Linked DNA regions of Homo sapiens: region 1 is linked to region 2. Evidence: chromatin contacts called from ENCODE Hi-C data. All regions are on one chromosome and are shown on one strand. Each heading gives the region's core, a stretch centred on a gene start or an enhancer-like site at or near the end of the contact. The rest is flanking DNA. Distances are from core to core; before and after follow the strand shown.

What was found. Hi-C counts contacts between places; a loop is a spot of excess contacts on that map. Pooled maps may share reads with other maps.
Region 1: a loop to region 2 is called in a pooled map, with 4 times the contacts of the local background. The contact joins the enhancer-like site here to the promoter of MRPL32 in region 2. A Hi-C loop is called at or near these places in 4 of 50 pooled maps.

What each region holds. Positions count from the first base shown.
Region 1 is chr7:47,989,746-47,994,810 of GRCh38, reverse strand. It overlaps SUN3 (Sad1 and UNC84 domain containing 3), which reads left to right. Exons shown (of 10, transcript NM_001030019.2): 8 at 329-496. Among named protein-coding and RNA genes, the nearest start is that of HUS1, 13 kb to the right of the region's middle. RefSeq lists enhancers at 2,637-2,866, 4,052-4,892, 4,893-5,065. Within about 2 kb of position 2,895, at least 25 of the 41 ENCODE cell types and tissues checked have a DNase peak (open chromatin) inside an H3K27ac peak, as active enhancers do.
Region 2 is chr7:42,931,054-42,935,990 of GRCh38, reverse strand. MRPL32 (mitochondrial ribosomal protein L32) reads right to left here and starts at 3,615. Exons shown (of 3, transcript NM_031903.3): 1 at 3,475-3,615; 2 at 855-1,036. The coding sequence starts at 3,604. It overlaps PSMA2 (proteasome 20S subunit alpha 2), which reads left to right and starts at 3,817. Exons shown (of 8, transcript NM_002787.5): 1 at 3,817-3,873. The coding sequence starts at 3,833. RefSeq lists an enhancer at 3,437-3,666.

The DNA.
Region 1 (5,065 bases), core at 1,646-4,145, 5.1 Mb before region 2:
CACCACAATGATCACAATGGTCACCATCATCATCCTCACTACCACCATCACTAGCCTTACCAGCACCACCACTCATGCCCTCTAGCTGCCTTATAACAGCTTACAGTCTAGTTAGAGCAATGAAAGAAAACATGCTCATATGATAAAGGGCTCTGATTGATATAAGCATACAGTGCTCTGGAAGAACAACCACACTAGAGGTGCCTTGGGAGTTTTCCTATTTGATAGGCATAAGAGAGATCTGCAGTCAATAGTGATTAGCTGACCAGTATTGTGGGAATGGATTCACATAACTAGTTAAGAGATTAATTCAGTGTTTTCTTTCCAGCCGGATGTCTACCCTGGAAAGTGCTGGGCTTTTCCAGGTTCCCAGGGTCATACCCTAATCAAGCTTGCTACAAAGATCATACCAACTGCTGTTACCATGGAGCACATCTCAGAGAAGGTGTCTCCGTCAGGAAACATCTCCAGTGCACCCAAGGAATTTTCTGTCTATGTAAGAAGCTATCTAAATTTGTCATTCAGATTGGCCTGATAGAAGGTGGTTGGCTAGGAATTAGGGGCTGTCCTCTGAACTAGGACAGATAACTAGTTGTGTCACTTATTTCCTGGACTTCTGCTTTCTCACCTACAAAGAGAGAGAGTTGGACCAAATGATTTATATTATTATTTTTACTTTTATCAAAGTTATACATGTATAAGTAAAAATCAAATATTTCCATAAAGTTTGTAAAGAAACAGTAATTCCTTGTCCCACTTCTCCACATCTCCAATTCTCATTATCCCAAAGCTTCTACTTGCAACAATTTTAGATGTTTATTTGGGTACTTGCCTCCATGTTGGCTTTTGCCATTATTTCCTGATTTTTCAGTTTTGATTATGACATCCTCTCATTGAAAATGAAGATTAACTCTTTTCCATGGCACTTCCATCTTCCCAAAATATTTATGTCTTAATTTAAAAAACAAAACAGGTTTCTGGAGATGTAATTCCCATAACAATTAATTCACCCATTTAAAGTACACCCTTCAGTGGCTTTTAGTGTATTCACAGAGTTGTGTATCCATCACCATAATCAATTTTAGAACATTTTTCTTACCCTAAAAAGAAACCCCATACCCCTTAGCCGTCACCTCCTATTCCCCTAGTGTACTCCTCCAGCCCCTGGCAACCACTGGTCTACTTTGTCTCAATAAATTTACCTATTCTATACATTTCATATAAATTGAATCATTTATAATGTGTGATCTTTTGTGAATGGCTTCTTTAACTTTGCATACTGTTTTCAAGGTTCATTTATGATGTAGTATGTCTCAATATTTCATTTATTTTTTATTGCTGAATAACATTTCATTGTATGGATATATGACATTTTATTTATCTATTCATCAGTTGATGGACATTTGAATTATTTTCATTTTTTTGGTCATTATGTATAATGCTTCAACAAACATTCATGTACAAGTTTTTGTGTGGACATGAGTTTTTGTTTTCCTTGGGTGTATACCTAAGACTGGAATTCCTAGATAGCATGGTAAATGTAGGTTTAACATTTGAGGCACTGCTAGAAGACTGTATTATCTTTTTGTTCAAGCAATACTCAATGTTTTCACAGTGACTATGTGAACAAAACAGCTCTCAGTTGAGCTATTTAGTGTACTTAAATACTACTTTCTTCCATTTTTTTAAATGTTTCTGAGTGTAATAATTGCTTTACATTTTTTTTTTCTTGAGACAGGGTCTCAGCTCTGTTGCCCAGGTTGGAGAACAATCACAGCTCACTGCAACTTCAAACTCGTGGGATTGTTTTTTAAATTTTTTAGTAGAGATAAGGGTCTTATTATGTTGCCCAGGCTGGTCTCAAACTCCAGGGCTCAGGATCCTCCCGCCTTGGCCTCCCACAGTGCTGGGATTACAGACGTGAGCCACTGGTGCCCAGCCTATTTTTCTTTAATTTGCTTAGTTTTCTGCATTCCTATTACTAAAACTTTCCCAAATTCTTCTTCAGAAGTACAAATATTCCCCCATTATGTTGATTCACATCAGATAACTTATAAATTTCTTCCTTTCTTTATTCCTTCCTTCACTTTCTTTTCATTTATTTTCTTTTTTTTTTCCCAAGATATCCCTCTGGCGCCCTCAGCATTTTGCTCCAGCCTTGTTAGGTAGGCCTGATGCACAACTGTTGTCGTGGGATTTCACTCATGCATCCTGAGGATTCAACTTACTGTCTAATTTATTATTTTTAAAAAGTGTTTCTTCTTTCCCTTTTCTGCTTTTTGTTCCACCTTCTGGAAGATCATATCAATTCACATTTTAACCCCTCTACGGAAATTTTCATTCCTGCTGTCATGATTATACTTTCTGAGACTTCTTGTTTCTATACATATTCCCTTTTTTAGAGCCTATATTTTTTTCTTTTATGAAGGCAGTACCTTCTCTTATGCTTCTGAATATATTAACTGTAGGCTTGTCTCATTTTCTTCTGCTCGCTTCCGGGTCTGGATTTCCTAGCCCCACTTTTCCCCCTTGCGGGTAGCGTCTCTCTGTTTCCTGTACAACACTTTTCTCCCATGTCTGTGATGCTTGTCACATGAATTGCTAGGCGGTGCAAAGCCGGCAGGAAGCTTTGCGCGCACGGTGGGGCTCATCCGTCGTGAGTTTGCAGCGGGAATCATCTGGTCGGGCCATTTCGTCGGGAGTCACAAGTGTGCTATCAGGAGAGCTGACCCTGAGAGGACTCCTGCAGTGCACAGGAGGTGCCAGCCTGGCCCACCACACCATGAGCTGCTGGGGAGAGGAGGGCCGCGGGGTCACCACTTTGTGCAGAGGCCATGCTCTTGTGGGCGGTTCTGGGGCGGCGCCGGCAGTGGTCTTAGAGATGGGAGGAAGAAGAGAGCCCTCTGCTGGGCCAGGCGGGGCTGGAGGGGCGTGGAGGCGTTGTAACTGCTTTTTGAAATGACTGTTAGCTAAGCCGCAGATTTGGGCTCCTTTCCCCCACACTCCCCCTCACGCTTTCACCCACACGCTCCCCACATGGACACCCTCCTCCGGCCTTCCTGGGAACCTGCCGCTTAAGTCCTGCGCTGCTGGGTCCACGTACAGCCCGAGTAGTTTGTGTTCTTTCTCTCCAGGCGCCATTTGGCCATCTTCACTTTTTGGTTTTTCTGTTTGTTTGTTTTGGGGTTTGTTTTGTTTTGTTTTGTTTTGTTTTTTGGTTTTACTGTCTACTCCCACTTTTGCCTTATATAGGTTTATGCCTTCAATTATGATCTTCCCATCTGGAGGAGGGCCCTGGGTTAAACAGCCTGCCTTATATGTCACCCAAATGCCTCTACATTCCATATCTGGAGTTTCAAAACAAAGGGCTGCTGTCCTTTCATAGAAGCCCACACCACCTGCAAGTGGTGTCTCTGAAAAGTTGAGTTTGAGCAGCTAAGTTCCATCTCAGAAAGGTGAACACGTTCATTATTTAGACAAATTATGGGTGAATCCCAAAGGCAGGAATCCTTTAGTAATAAAAACTGCTTCTCATCATTTTCTTCTACATTAAAGAATTTATGAACCAAGTAAAATTAAAACAAGGTGATAAAAGGACTGGGCGCAGTATCTGCTCCTGTGATCCCAGCTCCTTAAAAGGCTAAAGCAGGAGGATCACTGGAGCCCAGGAATTCGAGGCCAGCCTGGGCAGCATGGCCAGACCCCGTTTTTTTGGTTTGTTTTGTTTTGTTGTTTATTTGTTTTTTATTTTAACTTTTATTTTAGGTTCAGAGGTATATGTGCAGGTTTGTTATACAGGCGGTAAGTAGTAATACCCAACAGGTATTTCTCTGCTCCTCTCCCTCCTCCCACCCCCCACCCTCAAGTAGATCTCAGTGTCTGTTGCTCCGCTTTGTGTTCATGTGTTCTCATTATTTAGCTCCCACTTACAAGTGAGAACATAGAGTATTTGTTTTTCTGTTCCTGTGTTAGTTTGCTGTGGATAACGGCCTCCAGCTCCATCCATGTCCCTGCAAAGGACACGATCTTGTTCTTTTTTATGGCTGCATAGTATTCCATCAGATCCTGTTTCTTAAAAAAACCCAACAAGGTGATAAAGGAGGTAGAAATAAAACTAGCACTCCTGTCTTAAGCTAAAGAGAATATATGAGGCTTGAGTCATGTGTACATATGAAGGGGTGGCCTGCCCCTCCCCACCTGTGGGCGTTTCTCGTCAGGTGGAACGAGAGACTTGAGAAAAGAAAGAGACAAAGAGACAAAGTATAGAGAAAGAAGAGTGGGCCCAGGGGACCAGCGCTCAGCATACGGAGGACCCGCGCCGGCACCAGTCTCTGAGTTCCCTTAGTATTTATTGATCATTATGGGGTGTTTCTCGGAGAGGGGGGATGTGGCAGGACAATAGGGTAATAGTGGAGAGAGGGTCAGCAGGAAAACATGTGAACAAATGTCTCTGCATCATAAGGTAAAGAAAAAAGTGCTGTGCTTTTGATGTGCATATACATAAACATCTCAATGCCTTAAAGAGCAATATTGCTGCCAGCATGTCTTACCTCCAGCCCTAAGGCGGTTTTCTCCTATCTCAGGAGATGGGATATTCAATCGGGTTTTACACCGAGACATTCCATTGCCCAGGGACGAGCAGGAGACAGATGCCTTCCTCTGATCTCAGCTGCAAAGAGGCCTTCCTCTTTTACTGATCCTCCTCAGCACAGACCCTTTACGGGTGTCGGGCTGGGGGATGGTCAGGTCTTTCCCTTCCCGTGAGGCCATATTTCAGACTATCACATGGGGAGAAACCTTGGACAATACCTGGCTTTCCTAGACAGAGGTCCCTGCGGCCTTCCGCAGTGTTTTGTGTCCCTGGGTACTTGAGAGTAGGGAGTGGTGATGACTTAACAAGCATGCTGCCTTCAAGCATTTGTTTGACAAAGCACATCCTGCACAGCCCTTAATCCATTTAACCTTGAGTTGACACAGCACATGTTTCAGCCAGCACAGGGTTGGGGTAGGGTTACAAATTAACAGCATCTCAAGGTAGAAGAATTTTTCTTAGTACAGAACAAAA
Region 2 (4,937 bases), core at 2,366-4,865:
AACGCCATGAAGTAAACAGTAACTGAAATCCTAACTGTTAAAACCATACATGAACAGATCAGAGGTAATACACACTGTAATTTTTCTTTACTAGATCAATGAAGACAGTACATCCATGTTGTCAGCGAGGAGAATCTGAAATTGTCTGAGGATAGGAGAACACAAAGAAAATCTTTAAAAGAACATGAGGTCAAAAATCAGAGCTCGAAAATCTACTGCTTCATAGCTGTGTGACCACAGGCAAATTCTTTTTGCCTCAGTTTTTTCATCCTAATAATGAAGAATATCTTATTTGCTTTGGAGGGCTATAAGACATGATGAGATATAATAAACATAAGGCACTGAGATACATCATAGACACTTAATTGTTGTTAGCTATTATATTACTTATCTTAGGGTTTTCCTTCATGGTATTTTGTTGGAAATGATAAAAAAATAAAACAAATATGTAAGGGCTTGTAAAACCCAAGATTCAGTATACCTACTGCTTCTAGCTTTAATTCTAGGCTCTGCCATAGTTAGGATGTTTACTCATCTGTAGTTCAAAACTCACACAGCTCAAGACTGACACAGCTCACAATTCAGAAGTCATGTAGGCACCTCACAGCCTCGTTCCTTGCCCAGTCTCCAAACTCACTCCTTCCTTGACTGTGTTTCTAATACTCAGGCTAGAGGACAGCAGGCTCTAGCCTTCTCATTATGTATATAATGAGAATACTGTATTTCATTTAGGCCAGAGGAAAGTAGACACATATAATCTGATAATAATTTATTCCTAGGCTATAGGAATCTACCATGAGCTTATTCAATGGAGGACTTGAGGAAAAGCACACCCACAAAAATCAATGCATTACCTTAACTTTAATAAGCTTCTGCGGATTTCTTCTCCTACACCGGTTAACTTCAATGGTGCGTCTATTTTTGGGAGCTGCCATCCAAAAGATACTGTCCAAAAGGCTGGAATTCTCTTTACTTCCACTGGTATCATTTGCTGGCTCTGTAAACATGGCTGGGCCCTGTACTGCTAATGCTGGTCCTAGGAAATAAAACATAAGAGATACAGAATTAGTTTCTAGCTTCTAAATTACTATTTACAGATATCATTTTCCTTAACAATCAATGGTCAAACATACACACACACAAAAACTATATATAAAATTTAGAATGTGAAACTCAATAATGAGAAACCTTAGCTATTAAAATACACTAAAGCTTATACAATTTTAAGGAACACAGAATTTTTTCTTAGCGGATCCTGCTGAAAAGAAGATCAGTGAAATTCCATCAAGTTTCTTATCTCATAAAATACAGGACTCTGATAGGCACCTAACTTGAACAAAACAAGCAAAGAATCACTCAACTGTCCACATTCTATTAATACTTGGCGGGTAGTAAGTACCTGATTAATTTACAAGTAAATCTAGACAGATTTCCTGAATACACTTCTGACCGGCACTGATGTAACTGCCAATTGCCTTTTCTTATATTCAAACTGAGTCAGGTCCTTTATGATACAACCTCTTAAGTCACTTAGTTCCTCATAACATTTAATCTTGATTCCTGTCTGCTCTCTAAAGAAAAGAGCCAGCTCACCATTTCTCTGTATGGCCTTATTTATGTGACTATCAAAGTTTCTCTTTTTCTGAATTGCTTATAAAATCAACATTCCTTTACCCTTTCCTTGCTATTTCTTAGACGTGCCATACTTTTTTTTTTTTTTTTTGAGACTGAGTCTCACTCTGTCACTCAGGCTAGAGTGCAGTGGCGTGACCTCGGCTCACTGCAACCTCCGCCTCCCTGGTTCAAGTGATTCTCCTGCCTCAGCCTCCCAAGTAGCTGGGATTACAGGTGTGCACCACCACGCCTGGTTAATTTTGTATTTTTAGTAGAGACAGGGTTTCACAATGTTGGCCAGGCTGGTCTTGAACTCCTGACCTTAGGTGATGGACCCACCTTGGCCTCCCAAAGTGCTGAGATTACAGGTGTGAGCCACCGCGCCCAGCCCACATACTTCTTTTGATCTTAAGAACTCTTAAAAATACACAAAGTTCTCTAACACTTAACAACTGGCATTTATTTTCAGTATGTCCACAAGTATTGCCAAGCATGCCCCGGTGATTAACAACACAGGCTCAGGACTGTCTGTGAACTTGGGACCATTGTGAGCCTACTGTTTCAGTTGGAAAGTGTATACACCTAATGGGACTGTTGTCAAGATTATCCCAGGAAGTACATGTAGAAAGCTTGGCACATTGCTTGGCATATAGTGGCATATATTTTCTTGGTATATTTCTGGATATTATCACTTTCAGGCTGCTTAGAAATTGAGTAGAATGTAAATGCCAAAGCCATGACAGTTTCAACATCCAAGATACTTCCAATTAAAATTAATTCCAAGTGAAACATGGGAAACAGAATTCAGCTCCTCAGAGCTCAAACACCACAGAAAACATGTACTGCGCGGGAGGGAGGGAGGAAGGGAGGAAAGAAGGGAGGGAAGGGAAGGGAAGAGGAGAGGGGGGAGAGGGGAAGCGGGAGGGGAGGTGAGGGCAGGGCTGGAAAGGAAAGACAGATCCAGAGAGTGGTGAGCCTTGATGCCAAGTGAGACCTGCAGAACTGTCCTCTCAGGACAACTCTGTACAAATCCCTGAACTCCACAGACTTGACCAAACTCTAGCATAGTTTCTAGCAGCATAAGGCTGTATCCTAGGATGACCTCGGCCCCCCCTTTAAAGTGCCTGCCTGAGAAAGCTCAACGCTGCCTGGAAAATTTCCTATTTATTTTGGCCAACATACCCCGATAGTAGGTCCCGAACTCCCTTAGAGCATTTCCTGGAAAGGGCATATAATTGTAAATACGTATCCCTTGCAACTAACTCGGAAGCTTTTCTTTCAAGGCCCTGAGAGCCATTCCTTCGAAATCTAATCATTAGGAAGGATAGGGCCTTTGTCTCCCAGTCTCTGCGGGAGGATAGAATTCTCCCTAAGACAACTGCGAGCTAGCAGACACAGCCGGCTAATCACATTTGCACTGACTTCACTATACTACACTTCTCTGACTCTACAGAGCCCCTACACTCCCGCCTCGCTCATTCTCCCTTTAAAACGCCCAAAGTCACCTCTGCACAAACCGGGATGGAGCTCAGCTCTTTACCTGCAGTAGTTACTGAATAAAATCTGTTTTCAGCGCTTTACTTACTGGCTGGCTATGATTTATCTTTGACACAAGCTTGGGTTACATTCTGTGTACGAATGGAACAAGCAGAGGAATTTTTTTTTTTTTTTTTTTGCGGTGGAGGGAGCGCAAAAACAGTCGTTCTGTTCTCGCTAATATGGGAATGTCACGAACTACGTCCCCGACATGAGGCCGCGGATCAGAACCGGGGCTGAGGGCGAACTGTGTAAGCTGCGTCTGCTACGCTGCCCGAGGTCCCGTCATCAGCCCCCTCTCCCACGGAGCCCTTCTTTACCTACCCCACGGAGGACTGGGAAAGCCCGGCCGGCTCTGCGGAAGCTTCCGTAGCAGTCGCTCCCAGTAGTTTCGAAGCACTCCCCGGGCCGCAGACCACGGCGAAACCACCAAGACCAGCATGGCCAGCGCCATTTTCCCTGCTGGAAGACCGCCCCGGTCCCGCCCCTGCTTTCAGCATGCGCACAGGCACAGAATCGGGCAAGCCTCGCTTCTTAGAACTACAACACCCCGCATGCTCTTGGAGCAGCTCTGACTCTCCTCCAATCATAGAGAGTAAAGGAAAGGTGAGGGGCGGGGAAATGAAAGGAAATCGGCCACAGTGCGCATGTGTGCGGCTGTGCTTTGGCTCTTCGGGTAAAGATGGCGGAGCGCGGGTACAGCTTTTCGCTGACTACATTCAGGTATGGAAGGGGCCCTCGAGGTCTTCAGCGTAGTCGAGGTTGCTGGTACTCTGTCGATTTAGTTTTTCCCATCCTGACGTCGGCATTGGTGCTTCTGGAGGGTCCAGTAGGGAATGGAGTTGGAAATGCGGCTTTGCAAAGTCATTTGCCAGGCCGACCCGGGATTCCTGGAGCTTCCTTGGTCGGAGGCTGCTGGAGGGTCGGGGGGATGCGGTTTTGCGGGGTTAACATGGGGCTGCGGGACGGTGAGGCACATAGCCAAGGATTCGCTTTCACTTTGGAGACCAGAAAAGAAGGCAGTTTTAGCTTAACCATCTCTGGGTGGCCCGTTCCGAACTCAGGATTTTTTTCCTGGCTCAAGTAGACCTGATGCGGTGGTTTCTGAAACTTGGAATCTTGGTCAAATATGTGGGGTTCCCTTTTCTTGGAAAACTCTCAGCTTTACAGTTAAGTCGGAGTCTTGGTCTCCATTTGGCACTAGTGTCTTTCAAAACCTCCCGCTTTCGGTTTCTTCGATGCACGAATTAGAAACATAAGGACTAAAAACCGAAAGCCCCTATCACTTTTTTGTGAACCCCTAACAACGAGGCAAGTTTGAGTTTTGGTCTTTTTTTGGTGGACTGGGGGGAACGTCGGGGAGGGGGATGTTTACTTTAAACAAGATTGTAGGTTTTTCTATTGTAGAAAAGGGGATTAGAATAATAAGTTTACTTTCCAAAATACAGTTGGGGCGAACCATGGCTCTCAACGTGAGAAAACCATCGCCGAAGACTTTTAAAAATTGACTGGGGAAGTTTTCTGACTTACCCATTTTCTTAAGGATCAGTAATGCCCAGTTTACTTAAAATGTACTCCTGACAACTGAAGGCAGGCGGGATCTAACTTGTTGAGTACTTTGTTAGGTGCAACTTAACCTTAACCTGCTCCATCTCTTTCCACTGCTATAATGAATGTTATCTCAGCTTCTTACAGATGAACTAACCGCAGCTTGTACAAATTAAACAACTTGTCTAAGGTCATCGGTGAGTAGCTGAGTTGACATTCAAACTGGGTTTTTTTTCTGA